5 separate regions of the Mus musculus genome follow, and all the other regions are linked to region 3. The links are chromatin loops, found by intact Hi-C in ENCODE. Cell type or tissue: heart. All regions are shown on one strand. Links, peaks and the distances in the headings refer to the core of each region. The heading gives the core; the rest is flanking DNA. Region 1 holds the start of Mir3099 (microRNA 3099). Region 2 has its middle 16 kb from the start of Olfr1350. Region 3 overlaps Usp29 (ubiquitin specific peptidase 29). Region 4 holds the start of Peg3 (paternally expressed 3). Region 5 overlaps Zim2 (zinc finger, imprinted 2).

The links. Peaks named below come from ENCODE experiments on the same cell type or tissue, not always from the same donor. Only the 100,000 strongest peaks of a DNase experiment are listed, where the experiment ranks them.
Region 1: a loop joins it to region 3, with 2.1 times the contacts of the local background. A loop is called at or near these places in 2 of 42 quality-filtered maps.
Region 2: it touches region 3 in a loop (5-fold over the local background); 5 of 42 quality-filtered maps call a loop at or near these places.
Region 4: a loop joins it to region 3, with 5 times the contacts of the local background. A loop is called at or near these places in 18 of 42 quality-filtered maps.
Region 5: a loop joins it to region 3, with 11 times the contacts of the local background. A loop is called at or near these places in 15 of 42 quality-filtered maps.

What each region holds. Positions count from the first base shown.
Region 1 is chr7:6,802,232-6,806,917 of GRCm38, reverse strand. The region is part of intron 2 of Usp29 (ubiquitin specific peptidase 29); the gene reads right to left. Mir3099 (microRNA 3099) reads right to left here and starts at 3,331; the gene lies at 3,248-3,331. In heart, for the core only: no CTCF peak of the experiment used is centred there; no DNase peak of the experiment used is centred there.
Region 2 is chr7:6,583,828-6,588,513 of GRCm38, reverse strand. No RefSeq gene overlaps it. Among named protein-coding and RNA genes, the nearest start is that of Olfr1350, 16 kb to the right of the region's middle. In heart, for the core only: a CTCF peak has its summit at 1,971 (motif pointing left); no DNase peak of the experiment used is centred there.
Region 3 is chr7:6,916,668-6,921,353 of GRCm38, reverse strand. All of the region lies in intron 2 of Usp29 (ubiquitin specific peptidase 29), which reads right to left. Among named protein-coding and RNA genes, the nearest start is that of Zim3, 58 kb to the left of the region's middle. In heart, for the core only: a CTCF peak has its summit at 2,888 (motif pointing right); a DNase peak (open chromatin) is centred at 2,903; H3K27ac peaks cover 1,969 bases.
Region 4 is chr7:6,726,775-6,731,460 of GRCm38, reverse strand. Peg3 (paternally expressed 3) reads left to right here and starts at 1,042. Exons shown (of 9, transcript NM_008817.2): 1 at 1,042-1,203. Usp29 (ubiquitin specific peptidase 29) reads right to left here and starts at 878. Exons shown (of 8, transcript NM_001360502.1): 1 at 159-878. In heart, for the core only: CTCF peaks have their summits at 2,202 (motif pointing left), 3,773 and 3,975; DNase peaks (open chromatin) are centred at 980, 1,910, 2,830, 3,580 and 1 weaker place; H3K4me3 peaks cover 4,000 bases; H3K27ac peaks cover 3,443 bases.
Region 5 is chr7:6,657,423-6,662,108 of GRCm38, reverse strand. Zim2 (zinc finger, imprinted 2) reads left to right here. Exons shown (of 5, transcript NR_131759.1): 2 at 3,162-3,250; 3 at 3,863-3,962. Among named protein-coding and RNA genes, the nearest start is that of Zim2, 2.6 kb to the left of the region's middle. In heart, for the core only: a CTCF peak has its summit at 2,286; no DNase peak of the experiment used is centred there.

The sequences.
Region 1 (4,686 bases), core at 213-4,212, 110 kb after region 3:
AAGCCAGCCCTTCCTCATTTGGATGGACTTGCTGATTTTGATAGGGACTGTGAGCTCTGGTTGGGACCTGCTGAGATTAGCAGTAGTACATTTGGAACTCTGGACAAAGACTAGCTCTTCTCTAGGTTTGTTTTTTTCCACAAGTGTGACTTTTAATAATATTTACAAAAAACACAATACCAGGGTGATGAGCGATGATAAGGAATAGGCTTCTCTGAGAGCCACACTAATCTTTATTACATTCTATTTATTTACTTTTGTGCATACCTCTCTTTGGGTGCCTTGCCACCTCGTGCAAGTCAAAATCTGAAGACAACTTGTGGGAGCCAGTTCTCTTCTTAAACCATGTGGGTCCTAGGGACCCAACTTCAGTATTGTCAGCATTTTTAACTGCTGAGTTACTCAATGTCCCCAGCCTAATTTTTCCAAACACCAAAGTTTGCATATCACTGGGTATTTTGTTTTGTTTTGTTTTTTCGGCAAATAGTTCTCAACCCCACCAGTTCTAAAATTGGGTAAATATCTTGAGAGCCCTCCAACAACAGAAAGACCTGTAGAACATGGACATCTGCATATACCCAGAGGATGCATTATTTAAATAAAAGTTTACTGGGCCAGACAAAAGAGATTATTTATTCTTGAAACACACACACACACACACACACACACACAAAACACACACACACTGAGAGAGAGAGAGAGAGAGAGAGAGAGAGAAAGAGAGAGAGAGAGAGAGAGAGAATAGTTTCATAGAGACATTATACTTACCGAATTAGAATGTCCTGTGAGTATGTTTGACTCAAATGAGTATTTGTAAATAATTCTTTAAGATACTTGGGGAAATATTTACAAAAACAAAGTGACGAATCCAATGATCCAAGCCTAGGCCTAAAGACTGCTTATGTTTTTCTCATCAACACAGAATTTCACAGATTGGGGACTGGAGAGATGTATTAGCAGTTCAGGGCACTGTCTACTGTCTGATCTTTCCAAGTACCCAGGTTCAGTTCTCAAAACCCATTTGGTGGCAAAGAACTATCTATAACTCCTGGCCTCCAAAGCCATTAGGGATCTGTGTAGTATGCATACATACAAGCAGGTGAAGCACTCATACCCATAAAATAAAACAAATCAATCATTTAACAATTAAAAAATTATTAGGTGCTTGTCAGGCTTATTTTTTTCATAACCAGATAACTTAAGGACCTTTTTATAAAAGCTCGTGTTGCTAGCCTGGCTCAGTGGATTTAGGGGGCTTGCCTTCAAGACTGACAGTCTGAGTTTGATCCCTAGGGCCCAGATTTCATAAGAAATAAAAAAGGTTGCTATGTGTTGTCCTCTGTATACCACATGTATGCCATAACACACATTAATGTATTAATACAATAAAAATTTTTTAATTATCAAAAAGCAAAATCATTTATTTGCGACATCATTCAAAAACTAAGGTAAATCTGGGGTGACTGTATCCCACAAAATCATCGTCAGGCAACGTGTGTCCCACAGATCATCCATTTGAGGGTGAAAAGTCTCAACGGCCCCTGAGCACATTGACAGATGTTCAGACCGTCCCAGTTGGCATTCTCATTCCTTCCCTGGGGCACAGCAAAAGCTGCTTCCACCCATCTGAGGGGGCTGACAAACTCTCCATATTGAAACACTTTCATAGGTGGAGTATTTCAGTTTTTAAAAGTTGTGGTAAGATACTCGAAACCTAAAACTTAGCATCTTGAAGTCCCACTCCTAACTGAGGAGCTATTGGCAATGACAGTTGCTGAGGGTAGGAAATTCAGTTTTCTTCAGGGGTACAGGACATGAAAACCAGCTTGCCCCGAGGCTCTCCTGTCTGGAATTACAGGTAGGCCACCATGTCCATCCAGTTTTCATGTGGGGTTTGGGGATCCTTACCCTGGTCCTCACACTTGCATATCCAGCTCTTTACCCATGGAGTCATCTCTCCAGCCTTTATAGTTGTAGCCCAAGCTGGCCTCAAACTCACATACCTCCTGCTTCTACCTCTGCAGTATGTCCTACCTGTATACACCCACACAAGCAGCTGGACCTCTTAGTGATTGTTTTGAAAGTTCATAAGGCTCAGTTTGCTGGATGAGGGCAGCTTGTGGCATGGCAATCTGCAGGAATCTAGTGTCTACTCTTTGGATTTCTGCTAGTTGCTGAAGAATGAGCTCCTCTGTCACTCAGCTGAGTTCTACCCTCTTGCCATAGCCAGGTAGATGTGACAGTTACTTGGTAGTTTCCTTCTTTCTTTCTTCCTTTCTTCCTTTCTTGCTTGCTTCCTTCCTTCCTTCATTTCTTTTCTTTTCTTTTTCTTTTTTTCTTTTTTTTGGTTGTTGTTTTGGTTGGGATTTTTGTATCTTTTTTCTCCTCCTCTCCTCCTCCTCTTCTTCCTCCTCCTCTTCCTCCTCCTCCTCCTCCTCCTCTTCCTCTTTGTCTTCCTCTTCCTCCTCTTTCTCCTCTTCCTCATCTTCCTTCTCCTCTTCCTCTCTTTTTTGCCTACACATTTTTACCTATACAATCTGGAATATCCCAATCTTAGATGCTTTCTGCCACTGCTTCCTCCTGTGCCCATGCCAGTGTCAGGTCTCATGAAGATGGATAAGGTGCCCCTGTGCAGCAAGTGTCTGTTCCTGACAAAAGCAGAGGCCAAGTGAGGGATCAAGAGACAACGGGTTAGGGGGTGTCATTACACCCTCCCCATATTTTCCTGACTCCCTTTTGATGTCATATTAAAAACTTCAAGTCCTCCAACAACAACTCACTGATTGGAAAAAAAAAATCTCTCTCTAAAAAGAAAAAAAAGAAAAAAGAAGAAAAGAAAAATCTCTTTACCCCCATGAGGAAAGTGTCATTTAGACAAGTTCATTCTCCTGCAGGCAGAGGTAGAAATTGAGTGAGAAGAATGAATGACTGAAGGTGGGGGCTTTGGTGAACAACTAGGATAAGAGATATTCGCTGTCAGCCAGACGATGGTTTAGCAACATGTGGTGCTTCATTTGAATCAGGAACCAGTTTTGGAGTCCTCATCCATCCCCTAACTTTAGTGAGCTTTCCAGGAGTGCTCTACTAGGCTCCACTTAGATGTATGGGCTCATGCTCTCTGAGTTATCAGTGTTTTCCTGCTAATTCTCATCAGATGAGAAAGGACTAAGTGTGAAGTTCTCGGGTCTCTATTGTCATTGGGTAGTCTCCCTCCACGTGGTCACTCAATCCTGCATTCGATGCTCTCATCTTTCCCCATCCCCAACCTCTCTCTAGCCTATGTGCGTACTAAAACATCAAGGGCTGGAAGGAAGCTGGGATGGGGATCGATCGTTCAGCAGGCTTGAGGTTTCCCTTGGAAGGAGGAAGAGTTCTGTGGAGATTGCCACTGAATCGAAACATTTTAAGACTGAGGGAGATAAGGAAACTTCCAAGGCTCAGGAGTCTTATATAACTTACAAGACTCAGAAAGCACAGGAAGTTAGAAGCACCACAAGGCCCTGTCCTATGTTTATGTAAGGCAGGAAATGATTGCTGTGAGAGAGGAGACTCTTTAGTGGCACTGCCTGCAAATCATGCAGGGAGCTCCCAGGATACAGGTTTCATGGGTAATAGCCTGTGTTGTGTGGCCTTTTCAGGGATGCAGCTGCCTAGGTCATCCTTGCTCCTATAAGTTATACCCCAAATTCACTGCTTTACCAACATAGACTGGTGAAATATTTTTTTTTAATCTTTAATGCCCTTTAAGGCGTGAATAGATGTTCATATGTGTTTCTTTGATGGGAAAAATCATACAGCCAAGGTAATGAACTTAATTGAGACAAATGTGATGTTGTACAACACATTTATTTGTTGTTTTGTTTTGTTTTGTTTTGACTGACAGGCATGGAGTCTTCATTCTGTAGGAAAAGTAAGTTCTAAGGTGCTACTGTACACCATGGTGGTGATAATCAGTAATGAGTTATGTTTATACTTGAAAATTGGTGAACACCTTTAATCCCAACACTCAGAGACAGAGGCTGGCAGCTCTCTGAGATCAAAGCCAGTCTGGTAGTCTACAAAGCGAGTTCCAGGACAGCCAGAGCTACACAGAGAACAAAATAACCCTATCGCAAAAAAAAAAAAAAAAAAAAAGACAGCAACAACAGAAAATTGCTGAAAGTTCTTAAAAAAAAAATGATGGATGCATAATGGATAGGTAAGCCAATCTGACTGAGAAGATACTCACACAAAGAATATATGTAATTTGAACATCATGTTGCGCACTGTAATTGTATATAGTTTTCTGGTTATGATAAATTAAAAATAGTCAAAGTTTAGGCTATGTGAGTTTCAAAAATGGGTGTTCCTATGTTTTCTCTTTAGAGGAATTTGGGGTAGCAGCTATATTGGACTCTGTGGCATTTCCCTGGAAGCTAGATCTGTGCAGGTTTATAAACTGTTTGACTCTGCAGCCTGGAATGGCTTTTTGTCAAAAGCCACATAGTGAATATTTTAGTTTTGGTGGGCTGTGTGGTTGGAACTCAGTTATTGAACTCTGTCACTATAGCATGAAAGCAATCAGGGAGAGTATATTGGGAGTGGTCAGAATTGTAGTCCAATAGAGTTTTACTTGTGGACCCGTTTCTACCTCTTCTCAGGTCTATCTTATCAATGTTCCCATTGGAAATATTGATCCACAAACAG
Region 2 (4,686 bases), core at 353-4,352, 330 kb after region 3:
CAGCAATGGACATTGTGAACATTTATTTCTGTGTCTGCAGTTGTTTTAATCCATCATAAAGAGGTACAAATCTTGTTCTTAATGGTCTAATTAATTTTTTGCATTTACTGTTAGCATTTTCAAAAGCTAAAGATTCAATTAAAAATTCTCTAATAGTTGGAGCTGTGGTCAGTCTTTGTAAAAGGTTCGTTTGAACCCTGGGTTATCTTTGTAAATGATTCAGTTCCTCTCTGTTGTTCAGCCTTGTCCTATGTATTTGAGGCCATAGCTCATTATTGCTTGCTTGCTTGTCTGTCTGTCCGTCCTCCCTCCCTCCCTCCCCCTCCCTCCCCCCCTCTCTCTCCTGTGCCCAATGATCCCATTCAAGCTTGTTTTTTTTCCTTTTTTAAAATTTATTTTTTTATACTCCATATTTTATTCCCACCCCCACCCCCGTCCACCCTACTGTTCCACATCCCACACCTCCTCTCCACCCCTTCTCCATGTGGATGTCCCCATCCCCACCCCTCCTGACCTCTAAACTCCCTGGGGCTTCCAGTCTCTTGAGGGTTAGGTGCATCATCTCTGAATGAACCCAGACTCGGAAGTCCTCTACTGTATGTGTGTGGTGAACTCTTATCAGCTGCTGTAAGCTGCCTGTTTCGTGGTCCAGTGTATGAGAGATCTCGGGGGTCCAGATTAATTGAGACTGCTGGTCCTTCTATAGGATCACCCTTCTCCTCAGCTTCTTTCAGCCTTCTGTAATTCAACAACAGGGGTCAGCTGCTTCTGTCCATTGGTTGGGTGTAAATATCTGCATCTGACTCTTTCAGCTGCTTGTTGGGTCTTAAACCTTTTAAAATCCTGAGCCTCTATAGGTTGCCATTCAAATGTGTGGTAACCATATGGATTTCCTTCATTTCCTTCCAAGTTCCTTCTCAAGGCTGGGAAATCATTTTAGGGTTTTGTTCTGGCCTTACTTTCTCACTCTGTCTTATAACTACTTCAAGTTTACTCATATTTTTTTTGTAAATTTTCTTCCAAGACTTGTCTCCAGTTTTTATTATTTTTATTTTCTTGTATCTTTATTATCTTAATCTCCCCCTAAATTTTGCTTATACATGTCTCTAAAATTCCCTGTAATGTTTGTTTCCCTATCTTTACTATTTTAGTATCCTCCTCAGTTTTGTTTACAAATGTCTCTAATTTTCCTTTAATGTTCTAACATTGCCTTCACTCTCTCTTATAAAAATTTTTAATCCTTTTTCTAAGACTTTGGTTTTTGATAAGATGTAGCAAACTGAAACATTAGTAGGATAAGAGTGAAACTTAACAATGTAATAATTATATTTAGCAAGGTGTTGATTTCCTGTAAAAATGTATTTATTAAATCTGTTTTTCCTTTCTCAGCCCCTGCTCCTGGCATGACAACTCTGAGACTGTTTATAATTAAAAATACCTAGGCCATAGGCTTTGGCTCATTTCCTGACTAGCTCGTAAGTTATTTAACCTACTCAAACTATTCTGTGTCTGTCACTTGATTAGTTATCTCTCCTTCAGTCCTGGCCTGCATCCTTGCGTTTTCCTCGGTGGCTCCCTGAGTTCAGCTACCTGCTATGTCCGTCTCCCTATCCGTTTCCTGGAATCTCCTCCCACGTGGCTCCCTGCATCCTCTTTTATTCTCTCCCTATTTCCTAGAATCCTCTCTCTTTCTGACAGTGTCCCACCTCACATTTCCTGCCTCAGCTCATTGGCCATCAGCTTTTTTATTGACAGGTGATATTCATAACAGATTCTCTTTACGATTTTCTCTAGACTTTTCCATCCATTCTGAGCCGTTTTAAATGAGCACTACATAAGCACCCAAAAAGTCTTTATTATGTTTGTCATCTTTATGCTCATCTCCATTGCTCTCTGAAATTATCTACTTCAACCCCCTATTACCTGATCCCAAGTTTCCTGTGTCTTTGTCTCCCTCTTGTGTTCGATTTAGGATACTGTAGTGGTATCTGATTCTCTTAGAGGTTGATTGCAGAAAAAACTCAGCTTCTGAGCCTCTGCTGTTTTCCATTTCCTATGTGTGACCTGTTATGGCTTTTCCTCAATTGGAAAATTGGCCCAAACCCTATCCCATGCCCGTGTGTGGCTGACTCAAGGCATGGATGCTGACTGCAGCCCACTGCATGTGCACTTGATTTCAGGATTCAGTTGACACCGTGCAGGTGGCTGGGAGAATGGGGTTTGGCTGTCCACTTAGATGTGGGGACACAGATAAGTGAGCATGAGGGGGCGAGAGCACAGGAATTCAAGCATGGGCAGAGATGCCCCCTGTGCCTGTGAGAAATGCGTTGCGAAGTCAGCTCCTCCCCTGTTTCAGCTGCTCATCCTCAGCTGCAGAGGCTGCATTTCTGGCAATAATGGCCCCCAAACCAATTAGTCTCAGTCCTGTGCCCAAGCAGCCCCCAACTTTCTTGGGTTACAGCTTGGGCCTCTACTCAGCTCAATTTACTTAGGGTGTGCAGCTACACCCCCTTTTTAAAAATCATTTTATTCATTTACCTTTCAGATGATATCCCCCTTCCCAGTTACCCCTCCACAAACCCCCATCCTATCCCTCCTCTCCTCCCTCCCCTTGCCTCTATGAGGGTGCTCCTCTAGCCATTCACCTGCCTCACTGCTTTAGCTGTCCCCTGTGCTGGGGCACCGAACCTCCACAGGACCAAGGACCACCCCTCCCACTGATGTCAAATAAGACCCTCCTCTGTTATATATGTATCTGGAGCTATGGATTTCTCCATGTGTACTCTTTGGTTGGTGGTTTAGTTCTGGGTGGCCCAGTTAGTTAATATTTTTCTTCCTATGGGGTTGCAGTTCCCTTCAGCTTCTTCATTCCTTCCCCTAGTACTTCCATTGTGGTCTCCAGGCTCAGTCCAATGGTTGTCTGAGTATCTGCATCTGTATTGGTCAGGTGCTGGAAGAACCTCACAGAGAACAGCCATACCAAGCTGCTGAAAGCAAGCTCTTTGTGGCATCAGCAATAGTTTAGGGGGTTGGTGTCTGAAGATGGGATAGATAGATCCCTAGGTGGGGTGGTCTCTCCTTCAGTCTGTGCTCCACTTTTTTTTTTGTCCCTGTCTTTCCATTGTATTGTCAGCTCTTTGCCGGCAGGTAGCTTCGAGGAGAGAAGCCCAGACCTGTCAGGTCTCTCCAGGGCTGAGCAGGATGGTGAGAGTTGGACACCGGAGAAGAACCACATGTGGCAGCAATTTGTTTATATAAACAGGGCAAAGAGGTGGGGATAGAAATATGGGGTGAGATGACGAGGTGTGTGGGGTGATCTCACAGGGCTTATCAGGAATTTATACATCCGTGGTAGCTAGTCAGAAGCAGTCTCATTCAGGTCTATAGGTCATTCTGGAGTAGAAGCGAATGACAGGTCTCGAAAATCAAGCCAGGCTCAGGTTTGTCCTCAAGGCCAAATAGGGCCCATCATTGAATAGGAACATTTCTGGGTTAAAACTTTTGAGATGGAGGGTGCCCCCATCCCTCAACTGGGGCTGTGCCTATCTACTGCAGGTGGTCTATGTAGGTTGTATCTCCCCTTTGTTGGGTATTTTGGCTAAAGTCATCACTGTTGGGTCCTGGGAGCCTCTCACTTCCTGGAGTCTGGGACTTTTCTAGTGGCTACCCCCAGTTCACATCCCCCACTGCTACATGTTTCTATTCAATTTCCTAACCCTCTCTACTTCTCTCCTGTCCCTTCCAATACCTGCCCCTGATTTTTTCACTCCCCCTCCTCCCTGCCTCCCACATCCCTCCCTCCTTCTACCTCCTGTGATTGTTTTCTTCCAGGTTCTATGTAGGATTTTAGCAACTACACTTTAGTCTTCCTTCTTACGCTCCATATGGTTTATATGTTGTATTGTGGGTGGTCTGATATTTTTAACTAAAATCCACTTATTAGTGAGTACATACCATGTGTGCGCTCTTGTGTCTGGGTTTCCTCAATCAGGATAATTTATAGTTTCATCCATTTGCCTGCAAATTTCACGAAGTCATTGTTTTTAATAGCTGAGTAGTACTCCATTGTGTAAATGTATCCATTCCTCTGTTGAGGGGCATCTGGGTTCTTTCCAGCTTCTGGCTATAATAATAAGGCTGCTATAAACGTACTGGAGCATGTGTGCTTGTTATATGTTGGAGCGTCTTTTGAGTATATGCCCAGTAGTAGTACAGATGGGTCTTCAGATGGAACAATTTTCTCAGGAACTGTCAGATTGGTTTCCTGAGTGGTTCCTTATTACAAGTTGGATCATCTTCTGGGTTTATGCCAAGGAGTGGTATTGCTGGATCTTCTGATAGTGCTATATCCAATTTTCTGAGGAACCGCCAAACTGATTTCCAGAGTGGTTGTACCAGCTTGCAATCCTACCAGCAGTGGAGGAGTGTTCCTCTTTCTCCACATCCTTGACAGCATCTGCTGTTACCTGAGGATAACTCCTATTTCTTATCATTTGTTATAGCTGAATAAATAGTGAAGTCAATTCAGAATCATCTTGAATAAGTTCAGCAGTCTCTATGTATAAAACAACCCTTCCTGCATATTGAGAGTCAGTTACTATATTAAGAGACTCTTGAAAAATCTGACTACACCATGAGTATTTCATATAATGCAGATTATTGAACTGATTTATAAGGATTATCAGC
Region 3 (4,686 bases), core at 408-4,407:
GTAATTACACTGTTGTAGGAAGTTCTGACCCTTCAAAAATACCTATGTCCTTTCATTCAGGATGTGACTTTTTTTTTCTAATTTTGTTTTGAGACAGGGTCTCACTGTGTAGCCCTAACTGGTCTTGAACTTGTTATGTAGACCAGGCTGGCTTTGAACTCACAAAAACTCTGCTTGTTTCTGCCTCCCAAGTGCTGGAGCTAAAGGTGCACACTTCTGAATGTTTTCAATGCAGATCTTGTTGCATCTATGGAGATGGAATCTATGGCTTGACAGGTAGAATGGACTGGGAAAGAGAGGGTGTGTGTGTGGAGGGCACAACATCAAAGAGAGGTGGCTGGGTAAGGTGCAGGAAGCAGAGATCCAGAATTCAGAATTCAAGCAGAGTCCCTGTGAAGAGGGGAAGAGAAATCCAGGCTGGTGTGAGGAGCTTACTGGGTGAGGAGCTTGCCCCTGTGTTCTCAGACATATGGAAGAGCAAAGCGAACATCTTCAGCTCAGATGTCCGTGATGCCCCGAAAGGTGCATGCACATTATACAAAGACTCAGCATGCCCATAAAAGACATTTTCAATATCTATGTATGTGCATGTGTGCATGCTTGCAAACACCACGGCGCAGGCTCAGAATACACAGGAGAGCTTCTAGGTGTTAGTTTTCTCCTTCCACCATGTGGGTCCTGAAATCTTACTTAGATTAGCAGGCTTGGCAGCAAGTGTTTTCATCAACAGACCCATCTGGCCTCCCACTCCTCATTTTTCTTTCTTTTTTGAGGCAAGTCTCAATAGCTCAGGCTGGCTTCAGACATGCTAGATAGCTGAGGATAACTGTGAACTCCCGATCAACCTGCTTCTGCTTGGCTGGTGTTTGGATCACAGGTACTCACTACCGTTCAGGGTTTACGTAGTGTTAGGACTGAGCCCAGATCTCATGCCTGCTCTCACAGTATTATTGATCTTTATGTGTGGTTTTGTGTGGTCGCCTCATCTGAGAAGCAAGCATCTTTAATGAGGCATTGTGGGATTTCCTTTCACCTATACTGTGTTCCTGTTCTTGTGACAATACCAGCAGCAAAGAGTAAGTGCAAAATTAATATATTAATTTAACCAGGCCAGAGTGATGGCTTGGCCAGTAAAGACATTTGCCACCAAGGCTGACAGGCTGAGTTTGATTGCTTTAACCCACATGGATTGTAGAAGGAGAGAGAGAACTGACTCAAACAGTTGTCTTCTGACTCTCATATGCTTGCAATATATATATACTAATATAACTATCTACACCAGGTATAGCGGCCCATTACTGTAATCCTAGAACATGGAAATTCAGAGCAGGAAGATTGTCATACATTTGAGGTCAGTCTGGTCTATATAACAAGATCCTATCTCAGCAACAAGAATGGACTTATCTTTGTTAATCATTCATAATCTTTGAGTGTGAGGGACAGATAAATGGCTTAATCATGAATGAATAAAAAGAAGAACAAATAGCAATCACATTGCTGGTTCTTTGGGCCAGCTTGAGATTTCTGCCTGGGATGACAGAGACCAACACAGACCTGTACTCTCCCTGCCTTTCTGCAGAGGCCTTGTCTGGTGATGCATTTTAATTACATAAAAGTCTAAGGGCTGGAGTGTCAGGCTCTGTCTCCTTCTGATCTCTCATCTGGCCATATCTGTTTCTATGGAAACCACAGCAGACTGAGAAGAGAAGGTGGCTGCCACAAGACCAGGGAGAGGGGCAGAACCTGGAGTATTATAGGCTCTGGACTCAGGCTTATAGACACACAGGTGTATGTGTGGTGTGTGTGTGTGTGTGTGTGTGTGTGTGTGCGTATGTGTGTGTGGTGAAGTGGGTGTGATGTGTATGTGGGTATGTGTGTATGGGGGTATGTGTGTGTCTGTGGTGTGTGGTGTGGTATGTGTGGTGTGTGTGTGTATGGTGTGTGATATGTGTGTAGTGTGTGTGTATGTGGTGTGGTGTGTGTAGTGTGTGTGGTGTGTGGTATGTGTATGGTATGTGTGTGTGGTATATGGTGTGTGTGTGGGTGTGTGGTGTATGGTGTGTGTGGGAGGGTGTGTGTGTGTGGTGTGGTGTGTGTGTGTAGTATATGGTATGTATGTGGGGTGTGTATGTGTGGTATATGGTATGTGGTGTGTGTGGTGTGTGTGTGTGTGTGTGATGTGGTGTATGTGTGTGTGTTTGGTGTATGGTGTGTGTGTGTGTGTGTGTGTGTGTGTGTGTGTGTGTGTGTGTGTGCACATAGGCTCAAAGTGCCAACCTGGATTCACAGTGGAGATTCTGCAAAGGTTTAAGAGTACTGAAGCAAGTGTCCATTGACCAGAGGCTTGTGTCCCTCAGAACTTCTCATCTATTATGTAGAAAAGTCTCGAGGTCAGTGAGGCACTGGACGCGCCCAAATAAAGATGTCTAGCACATGGCTGCAGCCTAGCTGATTATGGTAGCCTCTAACCTGTCCTCATCCAGACTCACCATGGAAGTTGCTACTTGCTAAATATGTGGATCCCGTGGATCCCGGGTTACACCTCAGTAACATGTGCCTGGGGCCAGCAAGAGGGCTCAGCACATCAAGGCACTTGCCACCAAGCCTGATAGCCCGAGTTCAATCCCCAGATTGGAAGAAGAGAACCAATTCCTGCAAGTTGTCCCTTGAGTTCCACATGTATATTATGTGTGAACACACACACACACACACACACACACACACACACACACACGGCACATAGTAGGTCTTCCATATAGATAGCCTTGATGGAAAGGAAAAAAGGAAAGGGATGGAGGAAGAGAAAAGATTGGTGCTGCGGAGCCGCAGTGGGCTGGTGGCTTCCTATGAGCTTTAAGTTGTTACACTGTGGAGCAAGCTGCCAGTAGAGGGCACCCGCGATCATTCTTCAGTCTGCAAACTGGAAAGGAATGGATGGACAGAGACAGAAGCAAAGAACTTTATGGCTGAAGATTGTGTCCTTTTCCCGTGGAAGAGGAGAGGGGGACAGCCACGGGATCTAATCGTTTGTGTGTTGTGTCTTGTTTTCTTGGGGAGACCGTAGTAAAGGTCCACACACTCGCAGACTTCAGTGTAAACCTCTTTCCCCTCTGCCCAGGTCCTCCAGCATCCTGACTCCCAGCTGTCTGCTGTTTACAAGGGAGGCTTGGGGTACCATACGATGTCTGTGGGCCTCCAGAGTCACTCAGTGTCAACCGCAGCCAGAGCCACCTTGCTTTGACATAAGTCTGAACTGCTTGTTGTCAACTGGGGCTTCCTTCCACACTCAGGGTAAAATCCAAGCTGCTAAGAGGGGGCAGAGGGGAAAGAGGTTTACACTGAGGCCTTGGGTATGCCTCTAAATCCTGCCTTTATCAAACTACAGGCTCCGTTTCCAGCTTCTCAGCCTCCCCCCCAACTCTGGGGTTATTAAGATCAATCTGAGTGTTCCAGAATCTCACATACTGAAGACTCAATGCCTGTGCCTCCGAATGCTTTTGGAAAAGGGATATTGATCGATTGATTGATTGATTGATTTATATGAAAATGTTGGAGCCCATATGTGCCTTGGTGCACATTTGAAAGTCAGAGGACAGTTTGAGGGAGTCGGTTCTTTTCTTCCACAATGTGGGTTCTGGAGATCAAACTCAGGTGGACAGGCTTGGTGGCAAGTGCCTTTCTTTTTGGCCCATATTTATTCTCAAGACAGGGTCTTGTTATGTAGCCTGGTGTGGCTTTGACATCACAGCAATTCTCTGGTTTCAAGCTCCTGAGAGCTAGAATGACAGGCACGGCCACCATCGGTGTCACGCGCAGCTATAAACAGCCATCCTTTTATTTTTGCTATGCAGGAGACAGAGCCTAGGGCCTCCCTCACTGGTGGATTCCAGACATTCTGTGTCTCCAACCCTGGAGACAGGGTCTTTAACACAAACAAACATACACTTATTTATTTATTTATTTATGTGTCCCTGCGTGTGTGTTGCTTCGTGAATGACGCTGTAAATGTGGAGGTCAGAGGTCGGCTTACAGGAGTTAGTTCTCTCCTAACATATGGGTCCTGGGTCACTGAACTTGGGACATCAAACTTGGCACAAGGGGCTTTGTCTGCTGAGCTATCTTGGCAGCCCCGAGATAGAGTTGTAATAGATGTGATTAAGGCAAAATGAGAGGGGCTGGCCATCCATGTTTATAGCAAGGTTATTCACAAATAGCCAAATTACAAGAGTAATTTAGATGCCCATCAACCGACGAAAGGATAAAGAGAATGTAATAGGCAGCAGCATGTTCCCCCCCTACCCCCCCAGTGGTGCATTATTCAGGCATAAAGCATAAAATTATGTCATTTTCAGGAAAATCGATGGAGATCATTACGTTAAACAAAGAAGCCCCACTCAGAAAGACAAGTATTACGCGTTCTGTCTCAGACGCAGAACCTAAATCTTATCATATCTACAACGTGAGAACAAACAGGACAATGGAGGAAAGAAAGAGGCCACCAGGAGCAGTGAGAAAGGACGGGGACCGTGCAGAGGATCACGAGAAGCACACAATGACCCGTATATGGAAATGCTGTGCTGAAACCTGTTGCTTTTTTTGTCTTGTTATGTTGAGGCAGGGTTTCTCAGTAGGTAAGCTGCCTTGAAACTCACTCTGCAGACCAGGCTGGCCCCGAACTTAGAGGTC
Region 4 (4,686 bases), core at 210-4,209, 190 kb after region 3:
GTCTGTTCTCCCCTCCCCCATTCCTTTTCCTAGAGGTAACCAGTTAAAAATTTTTTTTTTGCAAATTGTTCCAGAAGCTTTGCCCACATTTGTATATTTTTTAACAAAGAAATAAATGAGAGAGAAAGAAAGAGAGAAAGAAAAAAAAAACCACTTACCATTTCGTTTCTACAAACTTCGGCAACGGGTTTTATTTCATTGGGATCTATTCCGATCCAGGTCCTTTATGGCAGCGATACCTCCGTTATTTTTCCTGGTGACATAGGAATGTCTTCTATCAGAGGCAGGCTTGGTAATCTACCTGCTTGCTCTCCTCGCAATTTCTTGCTATTCTATGCAGTGGATTCACGCAATGATGGTTGACCACATGCGATTCAGCGCGCTGCCATAAACCGCCTTCACCCGGTATCTCAGGTTGGCGTTTCGCTATGCAGACAGTCAGGTCAAGATTCTTCCAGCCATTTGCATTGTCCTGTGACTTGCGGTCTCTTTTGCCCCCTTTTTTGCTTTGCTTTTGTCCTTCCCTTGTTGGTTTCCAATAGCTCTTCGTTTATTAAGGAAATTAGCTTAGTGCTTGGGTGTTGCAGGCAGAAAAGTCCTTTCTTCCACCTTTATCGTTCGTGGTTAGACCTCAACGTATGTGTTTCTGTCTCGATTTTTCATGGTTTTTCTTTTTTCCCGATTTTAGACAAATATATGCTTGTCGTTTTTCCCTCTCTCTCTTCTCAGGTTTTGCATTGGGGCATCATTAGTAGGTATTTCTGATTCACCCCGATTTCTTTTGGGGGGGCTGCATCCCTTCACACCCACATCCCATCCCCCTTTTCCAGACTCTGCTTGGGGGCCCCTAACACTGACTCCGTTGACGTCAACTCCGTGCCTTGGCGCCAAGCTGTTGCCTTGACAACAGCAGTCTGATTGGCAGGGTGTGGGAGGCGTGGTGAGGGCCCAAAGCGGGGAATGGGGTCTTGGATTGGTTAGAGAGGAAGCTCCGCCTCTGCAGAGGACCCTGACAAGGAGGTGTCCCGCAGCCCTTGCTGCAGACGCTGGGGAGTCAGGAGTCGCGGGAGGACGAGCATCGGAGGAGAAGCGGAGAGATGTCCACCCTGGGCTGGTGGCGCCGCCGGGCGCCCGGTTCAGTGTGGGTGCACTAGACTGCCGACCCTGGTCGGGGTGTGTGCGTAGAGTGCTGTGCTCCGGGAGGTGAGTCAGCCGGCCACCTGGCTGCTCTGCAGCATGCACCCTCTTAGATACCGTCTGCAGAGTTCAGATGGTGTTTGGGGTGCGTTGCCGCGGGCCAGGGGCGGCAGACCATATCACGGCTCCCAAGGGTAACTGACAAGGCTGCAGACTGCGCCTTCGGGAAGGGGGAATCACCACGGAGCGGCCGTGTTGCCGCAGGGATGCCATTTAGGTGACAGGGATTTAAAGAGGTATTCTATAGGTCCAGGCCTCGGAGCCTCAGGGTCCCGCGATCTTAGGGTCTTAGGGCTTTAGGTGTGAACCACCCAGAATCCCGGGAGAATCCAGGCTCCCTGTCTCATCTGCGTGGCCAGCCACGCAGATGATGCAGAAGTCCTGTTACAAGACCACCACAGTGGACATCAGAGTGCCGTCTCTGAGCAACCTCTTCTGTGGTTTCATTTTCTTTGCTCAGCAAAGTCTAAGGGCTATGCGGTTAACCCGATCGCCAGGTCGTCTGGCTGGCAGGGTCTTCGCAATCTAGCCATCTACCGCTAAGCGCGGCACTGTTCTTGGGGGCGGGTCTTGTTTTGCCGCAGTGGCGGTGGGCGGGGCTGAGGGCAGCTTAGGGGCGGGACTAAAGCAGAAGCTGTGAGATACTTTTCGGCTCCACCCAGTTGGCGCCATCTTGGAGGGTGGAGACAGGTTTGCTGCACAGGCTTATCCTGATTGGCTGCCTATGGTGGGGGCGGGGCCATGGCGGACTCAGCAGGCCCAGCCCGCTTGGCGCCATCTTGAAATGACCGCGGATTTGCCGCGCAGGCGCCGCTTTAGCATCAGATAAAGAGACTAAAAGGCCGAAGTGGCTTGAGTCTATGGGGTGCTAGCTCCTCTGGCTCTTCCTTTGCTAGTTGGCAGTAAAGATGCACCCCAGTTGTCGGCTTATCTGACTGGCCGAGTGGCCTAGACCCTCACTCAGTCTTAGTTTGCCGCACGAATGCTGCCATCTCGCGGCCTTCCATTTAAAGGATGGAACGGCAGGCTCAAACAATCCATTTTTCTGTGGCTAGATTTTGGTTGCAGAGCCTCAAATTGACATCAAGTGACGGGTCTTTTGACCCTGGACTGTATCTGGCTCCATTTATGAGGAGCACTGTGGGGTTTATGAAGAGTTAAAAAGTGTCGCCCGGTTGTCTGGAGGGAGAGGCTATCGTCCTGAGTGACTGACAGACAACAGGACCTTGTTCACCTTTGCTGGTTATACCCGCGCCACAGACAGAAACTGTAATAGGTGCCATCATGAGTGACAGCCCAGATGGCTGCAGGAGGTGGGCTTTAGGGAGGGGTTATTATTCTGAATGACAAGGCCTCATAGCTCCGCCCATCCTGGCGCCATCTTTCCTGGCCAAGGGCGGGGCTTCGATGCTCTGCAGGTATCTTGAATGACAGCTGGACGGGCATGCTGCATAGAGGCGGGCTATAAGGAGGGGCTTTATAATCCTGAGTCACCACAAAGCCCCACCTACCCTGACGCCATCTTTGCTGGCTGATGGTGAAGAAGGGAGTGGCAGGGCGGGGCTATGAAGAGTGGCTGCTGATATAGTGAGGCACAATCTTGAATGACAGCCCATCCGGCTTCAGGGGGTGGGCCTGAGGGTGGGGCTCAGGCCTTGATTGACGTGGCCACACAGCTTTATGGGCCTGTGAAGTTCTCAGCGGGTGTCATCTTGAGTGACAGCTGGATGTGTTTGCGGCAAGAGGCGGGTCAGGAGGAGGGGCTCTCTGGTCTTGAGTGCTCACAGAGCCCCGCCCAATTTGGCGCCATCTTTGCCAGCAATAGCTGGCCGCGCTAACCTTTATGGTGCAGACGCCATCTTGAATGACAGGCTGGCTGGGGGTGGGATCTGAGGGAGGAGCTTTCTTGTCATGATTGATTGGAAACCAGTTCCACCCACCTTGGCGTCATCTGTTTGCCATACATGGTGTGTCTGAAGTGATCACTGAAGGTGCCATTTTGATTGACAGCTGGACTGGCTGGCTGCAAGAGGCAGGCTAGAGAGAGGATTTATGGTCCTGAGTGCTAAGCTGTCTTGCAAGGGGCAAGCCCTAGGAAGGGGTTATTATCCTGACTGATGGTACAACTCACCCCTGTCTATCCTTAGCGTCACCACTGTTGGCCATGGGGAGGCGGTGTCTGAAGTAAGGGTGTCATCTTGAATGACTGCAGGACTGGCCGGCTGAAAGAAGCTAGCCAAAGGGGTGTGGTCTCTCTCATTCAGAATGAGCAGGGAGCTCTGCCCACCTGACGCCATCTTTGCTGACGTTTCTGGTGCAGTAGCCATCTTGAATGACAGCTTGTTTTGCTGCAGAAGGAGGGCCAGAGGGCGGAGCTCTGATCTGGACTACAGAACCCTGCCCACCTGGGCGCCATCTTTACTTGTCATGGTTGGGGGTTGTTGTCTAGTGTTTTTTTGCACTGCTGTCACCTTGAGTAATAGCTGGAGTGGCCACTAGAGGCAGGCAAGAGGGAAGGAAAGAATCTCTGGTCCAAGGGACGATACAGCCCTGTTCACCATGGCATTATTTTTTATGTCTCTGTCATTTATGGCGCATGAGCAATCTTGAATGACAGCTGGGTTGGCTGCAGGGGCAGGGCCGAGGGAGGAGCTCTTTCTGAGTGACTGGGCCACAGAAGTCCGCCGGCCCTGTCGCTATCTTTGTTGGTCACAAGGGGGCGTCTGGTATTCATTCCGCCAGTGTCATTTTGAATGACAAGTGGGCTTGCTGCAGGAGGCGGCCCGAAGGAGGGGCTCTCTGGTACTGACTGCAGTACCCTCCTCCCTCTGGCGCCATCTTTGTTGGCCACAAGGGGGCATCTGGTATTATCTGTGCAGGTGTCATCTTGAATGACAACAGGACCTCGCTTCAGGATTCGATTCCTGATTGAACTGGTCCTCCACCTTCATTGGCGCCATCTTTGTTGGCCACAAGGGGGTGTCTGAATTTTTCACTGTGGATGTGTCACCTGCAGGCAGCAGGTCTGAAGAAGAGGCTGGCTTTTTATTAGTGACAGTTACAGAGCCCTGTTTCATCTTGGTAGTGGGACCTTAGGTGTTTTATCTTAGGTACTGGCAGATGTCAGGGGCTACAGTGCCTCCATCTTACATCCACACATAGGTGACTGGAGCCAATATTTTCATACGGGGGCACCAGAAGGGACTCACCCAATTGCCCAGCTCAGAATCCTGGGAAAGGGGTGTGGTTATGTGAATCACTGGCAACACCCAGAAGATTGTTAAAGCCACTAGAAGGCTACTTTGACTATCAGAGTATTTTAAGTCTCTCCCTGGTCATTTGTTTCCCTCTAGTTTTCACCTGCAATATGTTTCCTTGCACTTATAGGATAGGTGATGTCATATGGTTAATTAATAACCAGTTGGGTTCTTGGGTTCATTACTTAATCCAGAATCCCCTGAAGTTACCAAGAGACCCCAGGAAGGTCTT
Region 5 (4,686 bases), core at 362-4,361, 260 kb after region 3:
AAAGAACCTATGGTTGGAGGCTGACTTTGAAGAGTCGTGGCTAAATGGCCTTTTTGTCCCATCATTGTCTTGTGCACCCAGGGCTTTCCATTTCCCTCCCCCCAGGCTGCCTCTGGTCCACATCCTCCCGAAACCCAAGATCTTGGGCTGTATCTTGGATTACTCCCCAGAACAGCGTCAACCCAGCTCTTCCTCTATCTCAGCCCTACCCTGCCTCTCACTGTCCCTCCTCATGTATACCTCCTCCTTTAAGCAGTTAAAAATGTGTATTGCTCTTACATAGGACCTGAGTTCAATTCCCAGCATCCATACCAGGCAACATACAACCTTCTGTACTTCCAGTTCCTGGGAGAATGATGCCTCTGGCTTTGTGGGGCACCTGCATACCCACATACGTGCATAACTTTTTAAAAGGCAGTGTTCTTTTAAAATCAACACTACCAAAGAATCTAGACTTGATATGTTCAGTATAAATATACTGATTTTTTTCTTATCTTTTTTATTTTAGGGCAAGAATGAACTTTTTTCTTTAGATTTATTGATTTTGTGTATATGAGTGCCCGCTCTGCATGTACACATACATGCCAGAAGAGAGCATCAGATCACACTATAGAAAGCTATGAGCCACCATGTGGTTCCTGGGGATTGAACTCAGGACCTCTGAATGAGCAGACAGTGCTCTTAAGCACTAACCCTTCAGCCCCAAAAGTGAACTTTTAATGAATGGCTAAATGTCCAGTGCAAGAGGATCTAAAATATGGGGACTGCAAGTTCATCCTTTTCCAGTATCAGTCTCAGGAATTCAGGTTACTAGGTTAGAACTAGGGGGCTTTCAACACTAAGGAAACAAAGCCCCTAGTCCTTTGAATAAAAATAATTCCAACCACAAACAAAATATATTAAGTACACACTATGTATATACCAAGAGAACAATATATATTAGATTACATATATACCCAGAGGAGGGAAAATCTGGGATCATAGCTATTTCTAGCAGGAGGGCTGGGGCATGGACAGAAAAGAGCATGTGGCTAGATTCAGGCACGCCTCACCTTTGACACAGAAAAAAAAAACAAAAAAATTAAGCTGCTCATTGAGCCCACCTTCTCTCTCCATGATGGTGATAAGTTGACCATGCTCCGCTAAATAAATGGCCACACACCTGAGAGAATATGGGCAGTACACATTGGACTTGATTGATTTACAAAACAAAACACAGGTGGGTAAAGAAAGGGGTTGGGTCTGGGAGAATTTAGAGAAGAAGGATCAATATGATCCCAGGATATTATAGAAAGTTCTGAAAGAGCTATTAAAGAGTGATGGGAAAGAGGGCACTAATACAAACCATGTATTCCTGTAGGTGGTTTGTGTTATTAATTCATTTGACTCTGTTAAGTAGCAGCTTTGCAAGAGGCACTACTGCCTTTGTTTTTTTGACACAAGATTGAATAAATAGCCTGTGCTTATGATTCCAGAATTTTTTTTAATTAATTAATCTTACTTACACAATTCACATCCTAACTGCCCCAACCCCTGCCCTTCACCTCTGAGCCTGTGAGGTTCCCCCTGCCACCCCTCCCCCCACCAGGTATCCCCACTGCTAGCACTTCAAGTCTCTGCAAGGCTAGGCCCTTCCTCTCCCACTGAAGCCAGACAAGGCAGCCCAGCTAGAAGAACATATCCGACATACAGGCAACAGCTTTTGGGATAGCCCCGCTCTCGTTGTTCAGGACCCATATGAAGACCAAGCTGCACATCTGCTCCATATGTGCAGGGAGGCCTAGGTCCAGCCCATCTGTGTTCTTTGGTTGGTGGTTGATGATTCACCAATCAAAGCTCCGCAAGAGTCCAGGTTAGTTGACTAATTGGTCTTCCTGTAGAGGTCCTATCCCTTTAGGGACTGCAGCTTTCCTAGATTCCATTTTTTTTTTTTTAAAGAATTTTGTTATGTGGCTGAAGCTGGCCTTGAAATCACTGCAATCCTCCTGCTTCACATTGTGAGTCCTGGGTTTACAGGTGCCACCAAACAGCATTTCAACATTTTTTACCTGGCCATCAGGCTCTAGACCTGCAGAGGCTACACTTCTGGTTTGCATTATTCTCTCTTGTCCTCTTTTCAATTTTTTTATTTGTTCTCAGAGAATTTCATACAATGAGTTTTGCTCATACTATCCCGTGTCCCCAACTCTTCCCAAATTCACCCCCTTTCCCTTAGTCACAAGTCTCTCTTTTTAAAAGCTAGACCACCTGCCACGGGTTTTATTCTATACATGGTGTTACAGTGCCTCATGTGGACACTCAGGGTATTGTCCTAGAAGTTAAAAGTTTAGCTTAGCTATACACAGAGCTGAGCTGAAGTTAGAAGGGAATGGGGAAAAATTGCATAGAGTCTGAGAAAGAAACAGGAAATTACTGAAAAGATCACCTGGAAAAGACCTCCATAAAAGATGATTGTAAGTTCAGGCTTTTGGGGTAAGGTGATCCTGTCATCTTACAAATTAGTGATTGAAAATGTAGGAAGGGGTCCTTAAAGGCTGCCTTTCAAAAACAAAAAGCAAACAAAAACAAAGACCTACGGCAGTGTATGTCAGTAACATTTAATCCTCACAAGTATGTAGCTTGGTCTTCATGTGGTTCCTGTAAACTTCTGATTTGCTATTTAGAAGTTGAAGCTACCTGAATTTTAGTGTGTGTGTGTGTGTGTGTGTGTGTGTACACATCTGAATAAATATAGTGTATCACATGTATGCAGAGGTCAGAAAATATATTGGATCCCCTAGAAGTGGAATTATAGATGATTTCAAGCTGCCATGTGGGTGCTGGGAGCAGAACCCGGGTCCTCCTGTGAGAGCATTAAGCTCACTTAAAGGGCTGAGCCATCTCTCCAGGCCCCTCCCTGGTGAACTTGATTGACAGGTAAGAAAGCACTGATGCAGAGAACTCCTGCTTTACTTAGAAACCTGTGGGAAGCCCACGGAGAGGTTTAGAATGGGAAATGACTGGAGCTCGACTTTGCTGAGAACAGAAGTGGTCTCCATGATCGTTTGCTTTGCCAAGGGAAGCCCAGGGATACTGCTGGCTTCAAAGTAGGACAGGGTGATACGCGGGCGACAGGCTGTGGCCAGAGAGGACTCAGTGTGGTGGTTATATTTCTTCTCTAGGCTCAGGACCCTGCGCTTTCAGGATACAGGGAAACCTGTGGCCAGCAGAATCAGGATGCAAAGATGTTCTGCCATCTTCTGGACAGCAAGTGAGTTAAGCTGTCTTTTGTCATGGCTCTTGGATCTTTTCTGATTCCTAGATCTTCCCTGTTAATGCGCCCCACCCCCACTTGTCTAAGGCTGTCTTCACTTTTACGAGTTGCGCTCATACTGAATGCTTCCCTTCTTGTCTCCCTGCCCTGATTTGTTCAACATCCCATTTTAATCAGAACAAGATTTGAAAAGTCTGGAATTTTTCTATTTTTATTTTTTGTTTGGGAGTGCGCTGTCTTCAGGCACACCAAAAGAGTGCATCATATTCCATTGCAGATGGTTATGAGCCACCATGTGGTTGCTGGGAATTGAACTCAGGACCTCCGGAAAAGCAGTCAGTGCTCTTGACTTCTGAGTCATCTCTCCAGCCTTCCCACCCCTCTTTTTTACCCTCTTTTATGAGAGACTGAAGACATAAAGACCTGGTCAGCTGTGGGGATTGAGGGGGTGGGGTAGGGGTGGGGGGTAGGCCACACCCACCCCTAGGGTGTGAGTCTGGCAATTCAGTGGCTGCCTGAAGTGAGAGACATTGTTTCAACTTAAGCTCTTTCCCGGTTTTGGGGGTTTTGTTTTTTTAAATCGCTTAGGGGTATTCTCTGGTGTTTTAGGAGCTGGTGACCTTTAAGCGCTGGATTGGAGGAGGAGGAGTTAGCTTACTGCAGAACAACGTGTACTTTAAGAGAATTCACCAGAACCTGGTCTCCCTAGGTAAGTGTGTATTCTCCTTACAGCCCAGTTACTGACATAGGTCAGTTTTCAGTGTCTTTGTTAGGATGGTTCACCATCTCAGTGAGCCTCAGCTTGGGCCAGAGGCAGTAGTTCATGTTATTCATTTGTTTTGTACGTTTTACTTTTATTTTATGTGTATGAGTGTTTTGCCTGCAAGTCTGTGCACGGTGTTCATTTAGCGCTCCTGGAAGCCAGAGGAGGGCATTGGATTCCCTGAAACTGGAATCACAGATAGTTGTGAGCTGTCACGCAGGTGTTGGGAATTTACCCCAGATCCTCTGCAAGAGCCACAAGCATGCTTAACTGCTGAGGTATTTTTTCCAGCAACCTCATTTAATTTTTCCATTATATCTGTTTTTTTTTTAATTATAACATAATATCATATTTACTCTGCTTCTCCAACCCTTCCCATGTACCCCCACTGCTGTCTATCAAATTCATGGTCTCTAGTTCTCTAGTCGCTGTTACATGTGTAGCTTACTGCAGAACAACGTGTACTTTAAGAGAATTCACTGTATATATTCTTAATATACATACATATTCCTTATATATATGAATATAACCTATCCAGTCTATACACTGTTATATGTATAAGGTTTCAGGGCTGACCAATTGGTATAACCAGTCAGTATGCTCTTCCCTGGGGAAGACTATTTCTCTGTGTCTTGGCATTCCTTAGTTGCCTGTGGTTCTTTGTCTAAGG